Linked DNA regions of Homo sapiens: region 2 is linked to region 1. A link is a loop called in an ENCODE intact Hi-C map of the cell type or tissue named here. Cell type or tissue: PC-9. All regions are shown on one strand. Each heading gives the region's core, and the rest is flanking DNA. Links, peaks and the distances in the headings are about the cores only.

The links. Hi-C counts contacts between places; a loop is a spot of excess contacts. Peaks named below come from ENCODE experiments on the same cell type or tissue, not always from the same donor. Only the 100,000 strongest peaks of a DNase experiment are listed, where the experiment ranks them.
Region 2: a loop joins it to region 1, with 11 times the contacts of the local background. A loop is called at or near these places in 2 of 110 quality-filtered maps.

What each region holds. Positions count from the first base shown.
Region 1 is chr7:84,527,446-84,532,264 of GRCh38, reverse strand. It overlaps the pseudogene RPL7P30. Among named protein-coding and RNA genes, the nearest start is that of LINC03017, 2.6 kb to the left of the region's middle. In PC-9, for the core only: no CTCF peak of the experiment used is centred there; a DNase peak (open chromatin) is centred at 2,644; H3K27ac peaks cover 1,539 bases.
Region 2 is chr7:84,410,081-84,414,899 of GRCh38, reverse strand. It overlaps a transcript of SEMA3A not described here. Among named protein-coding and RNA genes, the nearest start is that of LINC03017, 120 kb to the left of the region's middle. RefSeq lists an enhancer at 4,110-4,279. In PC-9, for the core only: no CTCF peak of the experiment used is centred there; DNase peaks (open chromatin) are centred at 2,099 and 2,459; H3K27ac peaks cover 2,139 bases.

The sequences.
Region 1 (4,819 bases), core at 1,467-3,966:
TAAACATATTAAAGGAATTAAACCTTTTCATAGTTTAAATGCACAATTATGTTGCATTTGGACTCTTCATCATCTGGTTCCCAACCCAACAGTAATGACCTAGCTTTGTTATTCTCCCTTGTTCTTCTGTTTTATTCATTTTTTTCACACATGGGCTTACGCTTATAACACTGGCAAATTACCTTCTTCTCCTGTGTTTCATGCCACCCATGTGGAAAATTTTCCTGAATTTGAAAACTGGTATTTGCCATGTCTTGACAGTAAGTACAATGTCTTACCATTTAACTTTTTTAAGATTTCCTTTTTTTGTTAGTCTTATTTAACTTTTTTGACTCCCTCAACTGCCTCTGACTTGCACGTTTAAATTTGTCATTGATGCTGTTATACTAGATTCAGAATTTTAACTTTCATCTAATGCATTGGAAGAGGAAAAAACAAGAATGAAAACGCAAATATGATGTTTTTATATTGATTTATCCTTTTCACATTTACTTTTTATTGAATTTCAGTTTTAGTAACTATTTTGCTATTTAAAATTATTTGGACTCACTTTTTTTTTAACCAGTTACCAAGGATAAGTAATATTGTGTGCACCATGACAAAATTATACCCATTCAGAGCCCAAAGACGATTGGTGATGATTGTTTTCTAGGAGATATTACTGGTAGCTTACCTAATGAAGGAGTCTAATTTATAATATTTATGTTGGTAGCTCCTTTATATTCATTATTTCTATATTTTTCAAAGTAATTACCCAAGTAATACAATTATTCTTATTTTAGAAATGAGGCAACTTATTGCTATTGCTAAATCTGACTTCAGAGCTTGTTGTTTTCAGTCTCCCAAGATACTCTCTGTCATGGAGTCTGTCATGCAGTAATAAAGAACTGCAAATGGAACAAATAGATCATGTATCTGAAGCCACAAAAAAGATAAGAAATATGTGGGCACAGCACATGCCTAAAAAATAATGACCAGCATTACCTATCGGGTAGTAATGATCCAGAAGCTTGAATAAAGTATAAACTTAAATGGAATTATAAATTCCAAATCCCAACAATGGTTCCTCCCAAGCCAATAGGCCAACAGAACAATTCAAGAACAAAAACCTTACTTAAATCAGAATTACATAGTAATGGTTCAATATAGCTAATTAACAAATGCATTACCTCCTATGGATTTATACATGGAAAACATCATGTTGTATATGGTAAATGCATGACATTGTATCTGTCCATTTAAAAAATAAAAATAAAAGAAATACTTTATGGTAGAAAACGACTACTTAGGAAATACTTGTATATTTATTGTTTTTTCTTTTGTTTGGAGGCTTTCATAAGCTCATTCATCAGTCGTTCAATTGATATATATTTTTTGTGTCCTTACTATGTGTAAGTTATTGATTATTCTAGGTGCTAGGCAAAGTGTTAGTTTACATATAAAATGTATTTATTTTATTCAAAATAGGAATGGGTTTCTTTAAAAGATGTTATACTCTAAATGTAAAATCACCTTTATCAAAAACAGTAGAAGAGGACCAGAGCCCATATCTTAACTGCAGTCATATAAAAAGAAAGCTACCAGACAAAAAACTTTGGATTGCATCATTAGGTAATGTCTGAGTGTGCAGGGGCAAATATAAAATAAACAGTAGTAATCACATATTCAAGCAAGCATCATTGAAAGGTAGAAAAGACAGACCTGGAAAAGTGCATAAGGGTAAGATCAATATAGTAGTATATATTAGTTTACATCAAGGGGTGGAAATGTTTATACACAGTTGTGTGTGTGTGTGTGTGTGTGTGTGTGTGTTAATTTGTATAGCGTCCTTAGAAAAGTCTGTAAACAGATTCCATGGGTGAAGTTTCCTTAATGATGTTCAGGAGGGTATTTTCTGAATTTTCAAAGAATATGATTTAAATAATTTGGCCAAATAGCAAGAAAGTTACAGCATCTGGTTTAAACTCATCTATCACGCACAGTAACATGAATAAATGGAGACATTCAGCACTATACACACAACAGAAATTGTGTTCTCCTATTGATATAATTAAATACTCATAGAAGCCTAAATGCATAATAGCTTCCAGACCCTTTGCTTAATGCCAAAAAGCAATGGCTCCGCTTCCAATGAACTTGATAGGCATATGTTCCTAGTCAGGACCATTGTGAGCCCTCTCCAGTTTCTAAACATTTATTGCTGGTACTGTAATAATAAACATCTTGCATTTATAAGATGTAATGTTGCCTAGAATTTTTCATTTTTCAAGAATGCAGAGCACACTCTCTAATGGCTCTCATATGTCCAGTGTGCCCACAAACAATTTGTCTTCTGAGTGGAGTGTTAATCTGACACCTCAAGGACAGACCTGTTTTCAGAAGGACTTAAAGAAAAGCTACACACATTCATAGGCCTCAATAACTACTGAAAATCCTAGTAAACTGTGGCTGGGATTACTCAGAGTTCTGGATCACATCACTTCATGCCACATTTTGCTTACATAAGAGTTATTAAAGATGATAGTAGAATATTTTTCGACTCATTGTCAAATATGTACATACCAAACACACATTTAATATATGTACATATACATGAAATCAAGCTAATGATGACATTTATGGTCCTGTTCTTTTGTTTTATCTGGACTCAGAGGTGTGTGTGTGATAGGAATGTATTTTTTATTTGTTTAACCCAGTTGCACATGATAACCTCACAGCAGTGACGAAGGAAGCAAATATGTGCTTTGGTCATAAACACCCTGGGGCATAGCAAAATCCCTCCTCTAAAGACAAATCCAAGATTTTCTTCTCAGGTCAAGGGCAGCACATTAAACCTGTGGCTTAAAAAAAAATCTATATCTCAAAAAAAGAAAAGAAAGTTAAGTTTCCTTAATGGTGCTATTCTGCATGGAGTGAAAGATTAGAAACACATCTCACCAATGGAATAAAAGATTACTTCCTGTAAAAAAAAAAAAAAGTTAATTGGCAGAGAAAGAAAAAAATACTCAGGAAAGCTAGAAACAAGACAAATAACATTTACACCTGGATCCATAATGTTTGCTGTTCTTATTTGACATGCATTATTAATCTTAACATTCTGGGGTGGCTTGATTGGGACTTGAATATTCACACCAATACCTTGAACTAGAACAATGTTTTATACAGGTGTGAGAAAAACATAAAATGAAAGTTGTATCCATCTGGCTCACCTACATCTTTTGCTCATTTCTTTAACTCACACTTTTTATTTAAGAAAAAGATGCTTGCCCACAAACAACTGTCAACTTTTTGCCTTGTCAGTGAATTTTCAGGCCCTCTCTGTATTTCTTACCACCATGGAAATACTTAATTCAATGCTTTGAAAAAATGACAACTTCTTAAAGGGAAAAAGCAACCACTCCTTTCTGGCTGGAATCAAGAAGGATATCAAAGGGAAGAAGAAGGTTCCTGCTGTGCCAGAAACTCTTAAGAAAAAGTGAAGGAATTTTGCAGTCCTGAAGATCAAATGCCTGAGAAAAAAGTTTAACCCAAAAGATGCTTCTGAAGGCAAGGAGGAAACTTATGAAAAAGTGAAGCACTGTTCCAAAGAATATAGGCAAATGTATAGAACTGATATTTGATTGGATAGGATGGCAAGAAAAACTGACAACTTCTATGTACCTGCTGAACCCAAATTGACATTTGTCATCAGGATCAGAAGTATTAACGGTATGAGTACAAAGGTCCAAAAGGTATTCCAGCTTCTTTGCCTTCATCAGGTCTTGAAAGGAAATTTTTAACCTCAACGAGGCTTCAATTAACATGCTGAGAATTGTAGAACCCTATTTTGCATGGGAGTACCCGAACCTGAAGTCAGTAAATGAACTAATCTATAAGCATGATTATGGCAAAATCAGTAAGAAGTGAATTGCCTTGACAGTTAACACTTTGGTCGATCTCTTGGTAAATATGACATCATCAGCATGTAGTACCTCATTCATGAGATCTGTACTGTTAGAAAATGCTTCAAAGAAACAGATAACTCCCTGTGGCCCTTCAAATCATCCTCTCCAGGATGTTCAATAAAGAAAAAGACCACTCATTTTGTAGAAGGCGGAGATGCTGACAACAGGGAAGACCAGATCAAAAGCCTTAGAAGGATGAACTAAGGTGTTTGCTGTGATTATTTTTGTAACCTGGAATAAACAGTGTCTGCTTTCAAAAAGAAAAAGCAACTATACCCATCATATATGTTGATCACAATTATAGTTTGCAGTGCTGACATCGTTGTTTTTTTTTTTAATCTACAAGTATATAGGCAACAGATATGACCTGTATTCGATGTACAAAAAGCCAAAAAATATGTTTAAAGTGAAAACAAATTTTCATGTGAGTTTAGTATTTCAGACTACTTATTGTTTTTACTAAGATTTCAGCTACTGACATTTCCACGTTGGCTGAAATGATTCACTGAACTTCCGAAGTTTATCTGTTCAAACTCTAAGAGTGCCCAAACTTCACTGCTCACACACTGTGGGCTAGACGTACCTCTGGAGCAGGTCCGCAGAGTTTGACATAAGCTCTGTGGTATTATCAGGAGGATAACACGCAGTGCATGAAGAGGAGACTCTTTAAGGTTTTATTTCCATTTATTTTAGTATTTCAAAACATTTTCCTCCTAAACTCAATTTGATTGACATGACACAATTTAAGGCAACTCCAAGCACAACTTCCTATGCTTAATAAGGAAACTATGATCAATGGAGCAAAACCAAGAAAGAGGTATTCTTTGAGCTACATTTAGTTTCAAAATTCTTTTCATTGCGGTATACAAAGTTGA
Region 2 (4,819 bases), core at 1,136-3,635, 120 kb after region 1:
TAGTGTTTATTTGAATTTCCCCATTGTCTCAATGGTTCTTTGCTGATTCGTTTATTTATTTGATTATTTTGATCCAGGATTCAAACAATGATTCTGCATTTTAATTGGTTACCTGTCTTTTTAGTTTAATGTGAAATTACACTTTGTTCATTTCGCCTTTTTTTTGTTTTTCATGATATTGACATTTTTTCTTTTAATAATAGAGCCAAATTTTCTGATAGAATGTCCCACCATCTGAGTGTTTTTGAACGTTTATTCATGATTACACTAAGGTTAAACAACTTTGACAAGAATACTACACGTGATGTTGTGTACTTCCTATTATACTAGAATCACATAATGACCATTTGTGTCTTCTTAGAAGATGCCAAATTCAGCCTGTTGGTGAAGGTGATTTCTGTGAGAATTTCCATTGTAAAGTTTCATTTCATTGCACGTATTTATCAAGCCATTTGTGGGGTGTTGCTTTGAGGCTACATAACAATACTGTTTTTTTTTTTTTTTTACTTTTAGCCAATTATTTATCATGTGCTGATTACTTTTGTTGAGTTAATTATTACATTAATGTTTACACAACCAAATTTTTCACTCTAAAATGTTAATGTTTATGGGCAATGGAAATGGTTAGGGGAGTTTAAGAGTGGGATCAAAAGATATATGCATAGATGTTCATACACAGGTGCATAGCTTCCAGATTTCAAACAAAAATGGTGAACATTGATTAGAAAACTATTTTTAATATAAAACAAGAAAACAAATATATAATTTACTTTTTAAACTGGAATCAAATTGCTCAAGTTGGTGCGGGGTTAAGCCACAAATATTATTATAAGATTAATAAAGTATCAGTTAATAGAGTAATCAGAAATTTACGGTGAAGCAGTATATGTGACCTTGAATCTAATTTTTCTGTCTTCTAAATTTGGAATAATAATACATACTTCATAAGGCTTTAGAGAGGCAAATGATGCATAGGACTGCTTTGAGGATTAATTGAGATACTACATCTAAATTGCAGATTATATGTCCTGGCATGTAAAAATGATTTGTAAATCTTAGTTATTTTCACTACGTTATATTTTTCCTACACATCCCATTATTTATTGTTTCTTTTTTAAAAATGACTAGTATAAAACAAAGAAATAGAATAAAGTCTAGACTGCTTTCAAGTTTTTTCTCTCTACATACGCAATTTCAATTGATTGATTTTTACTTCTACTACTACTACTAAGTTTTGTGTTTTTTTGTTTGTTTGTTTGTTTTGGACACAGGGTCTCACTCTGACACCCTGTCACCCAGGCTAGCGTGCAATGGCATGATCACAGCTCACCACAGCCTCGATTTCCCAGAATCAGGTGGTCTTCCCACTTCAGCCCCCTGAGTAGCTGGGACTACAGGCACATGCCATCACACCTAGCTAACTTTTGTGTTTTTTGTAGAGACAGGGTTTTGCCATGTTTCCTCGGCTGGTCTCAAACTTCTGGGCTCAAGCAATCCTCCTGACTCAGCCTCCTAAAGTGCTGAGATTACAGGTATGAGGCACCACACTCGGCCTGCTTTCTACAGTATATTCTACTTCTTATTTTAACTTTTTGGTTATTGATTTAAAATGGACCCTATAAAATCTTTAAGAATGTGACTTTCATTGTTAAAAAACCTTCACTTAGAGAGGCTATGGCAATAGAACCATTATTCTACACATATAATACATCCTGTGATGTCATAACTGCATCAGTTATGAAGGGTAAGTTCCTACATAGAAGTCAGTAGATGAAGAAAGAAATGTATAATAGTAATCATTCCAGAAGCATGTATAGAAAAATTAAAACTACTAAAATGTTGCATTTGTTGATGAAAGGTGGTATTTCCTTCCAAAAATAGAAAAGTAATTTTTGTTGAATTCCTTAAATTTGTCTTGAAAAAGAAATTTGTGTATGAATGTGTGTGTGTGAGTGTGTGTGTATGTGTGTGTGTGTTTTGGAAGGAAGTTGTGAAACATCTTTATGCAGGACTCTTTCCAAATTTATACCAGCTTTGTAAACTTGAGTCATTCCTATCTAAAAAACTATAGCTGGGAGAAGTGTCGTTGCAGTGACTCAACCATAGTGTTTGCTTCTGTTTATATTTTCAGTTAAAATGGAAGAAATCATGGAAATAGTTTAGAAGCTTTAACAATCCCTCATTGACAAATAAAAAGGCTTGCTTTCAAAATAACCCATCCAGTATAATCTTTATACCACTTAGAGCTCAACTACAAAGATTGCTCATCAGGAAAGGATAAAGGGAATGTGGTGATCCTTCTTTGTAAATGATCTAGCTCTTGTTTTATTTGCCTATTACTTTGAACCATTTCTGTATCAAAGTCATGGCTAGTAATGAAAGAGCTTTAGGGGGATTTTTGACTGACATGTACCATTACTAATAAATTGCCTCAGAATGTAAAAATGTGACCCCTCAGGTGGTTCAACCACATTGTTTGCAAACTGTGACTAAGTATCAAATTCCAGCTTTTTTGCTAAGCACTCACCATGGAACAATACAGTTCCACTTTTTAATGCTTCATCGCTGATTGTGTAGGTCATAATTAGAGATGCAGCTGGGGATGAATGGAGAAGAATGTGCTGTGCAATTGGCTGTAACCAATCTGACCCTGCTTGATCCATGCTCCTTAAAAACCTGTGACCTCCTGTAGCCTCATGCATGATCCTTGTATGTGGTTAGCACAGCCTCCCTGCCAACCTTTCATCAATAGGCTTTTCAAACCACCACTTTGCTTTGTAGCCTTATCAAGGCATTCATTTTGAGCTGTCATAAATGGCATCTAGGAGTTCAAAGTTTGCCCAGCACAATAAGAAAAGTCACTATAGGTGTCTTAGGAAAGAAAGCAAGAAGTGTTGTAGAATTTGTAGAAATTACATATGTTAAAATAAGTGCACATTTGAATCAAGGAAGAACCACAAAAGAATGGAATAATGGAGAGAGATACAAGGTGTCTATTTTATAGAATCTACTTTATTACCAGGATTCAATTTTACAAGTTTTATTTAATCCATCAAGATACAGTTTACAGGTGGTCCATGACCTCTTCTTGAAAGAAAAAAGAAAGAAAACAAACCTGAATCTAAACTGTTGTTTAAACCCAGCTGTTTCATGTTGCCAGGAGAAAATAAAAAATGCCAAAAAATTTCTCAACATACGTAAGGAAAAGCCTAAAAATTTTTCAATAAAATGTTTACACAGATTTTGAAATGTAGATAGTTAATATATTTGAGGCCACTGCATTTTTTCAGTTATTTTTCTATAATACTAGAATATGAATATATATATATATAATTATACCCAAATGTCAATATTTTAAGAAACTGATGCAATTATATTAGTAGTCTATTATTTTTGAAATAGGTTTAATACAAAAGACTGGTTAGGCTGATATTTTGGAAACACCATAATGGAAGTAACAGGACATAGAATCAATAATTCATGGTAAGCAAAGGAAACCCAGCATTCTAGCATCCCTGAGAGATAAATCCCTGCTGACAATAAAATGTCTTATTATTCCTGTTCAAGTTTATGCTCCAATGACTGTGCTTTCTACTTTATCCCTTAATGTGGTTATTTGTTAAAACATAAATTAATAATCATAGCCATTTTGCAATATTATAAAAAATCCCAAGTGGACCGCTACCAATTTTTTTCCTAGTCCAGAAATCAAGTATTACAGGGTGGGAGAAGAATGCTATCTCTCTACCTCTCCATTGATGTTTCTAAGATACAGTTAGCTGGATTTTCTCTCCCTCTGTCTCATAAACATATACCCACACACAGATACACAAACACACAGACAATATAAACATCTGCTAATACACTGACCTACTGAAAGTTTATATTCCTCTATCTTAAACCTTCAGATTTGGAGTGGAATAAAAAGTTACAATCCCCCGACAACGACAACAAGAAAAACCTGAAGTAAGTTCTATCTAATAGTTGTCACTGTGTCAGTATAAAGCTAGTTAGTCTCTTAGGTGCAGATACCCTGGGAAAACGGTCAAATAGCTTTTAAGAGTCTAAGTGTACAGAAACACAAATACTTTGGAATGCTCTAGAGGTACAGGGTTAAATGCTCCCCCAAGCAATTTGACATTTCCGTGTTAATTCAGCTTGTAGAAACATATAATTAGAATCTCTAATACCTGCATTTTTCTTTTCTTTATGCGAAAAACATGTGGTGGTGCACGCAGCAATAAATACACTGGGAAAGGAACTCTTTGTGGGGTGGCTTGACATATTCTGCTGAAAGGCCACAACTACTACATTTCCAACAGAAAACAAAGAAAAATACACTCTATTCCTTTATTGGAAACTAGCACCTCTCCTTAAAACTAAAATAGGTGCTTTCATGTAACATAAGTAATTTTCTTCTTTACAGGTGTTGAACCAAGTAGTCTGGGGAGTGTGCAATCTGGGTTGGGAATTAAATCCAGGTTGCTTGCTTAATAGTAGAAAACATAGCCATGTAGGCATGAGGCTGACATTAAAAGAATGTCTTTTATCTTGAAAATTATAGAAGAAAATGACCCCCTGATGAAAAACTGCACTCAATTCTCAACAAATGAAAAATATATTGTGTATGTTTATAAATATAAAGGTAAATATATAAAATACATGTAAATTATTGTATAGAAAGTATAAAGGATTGTGTGAATTTGTGTTTTTCTTTAAGAGCAGACAGTTACATAACATAAGATGAAACAATGAGTTTACTTTTGTTGATTCTTATACAGGAACAAAACAATTAACAGTCTTGTATTTTCAACTCAAT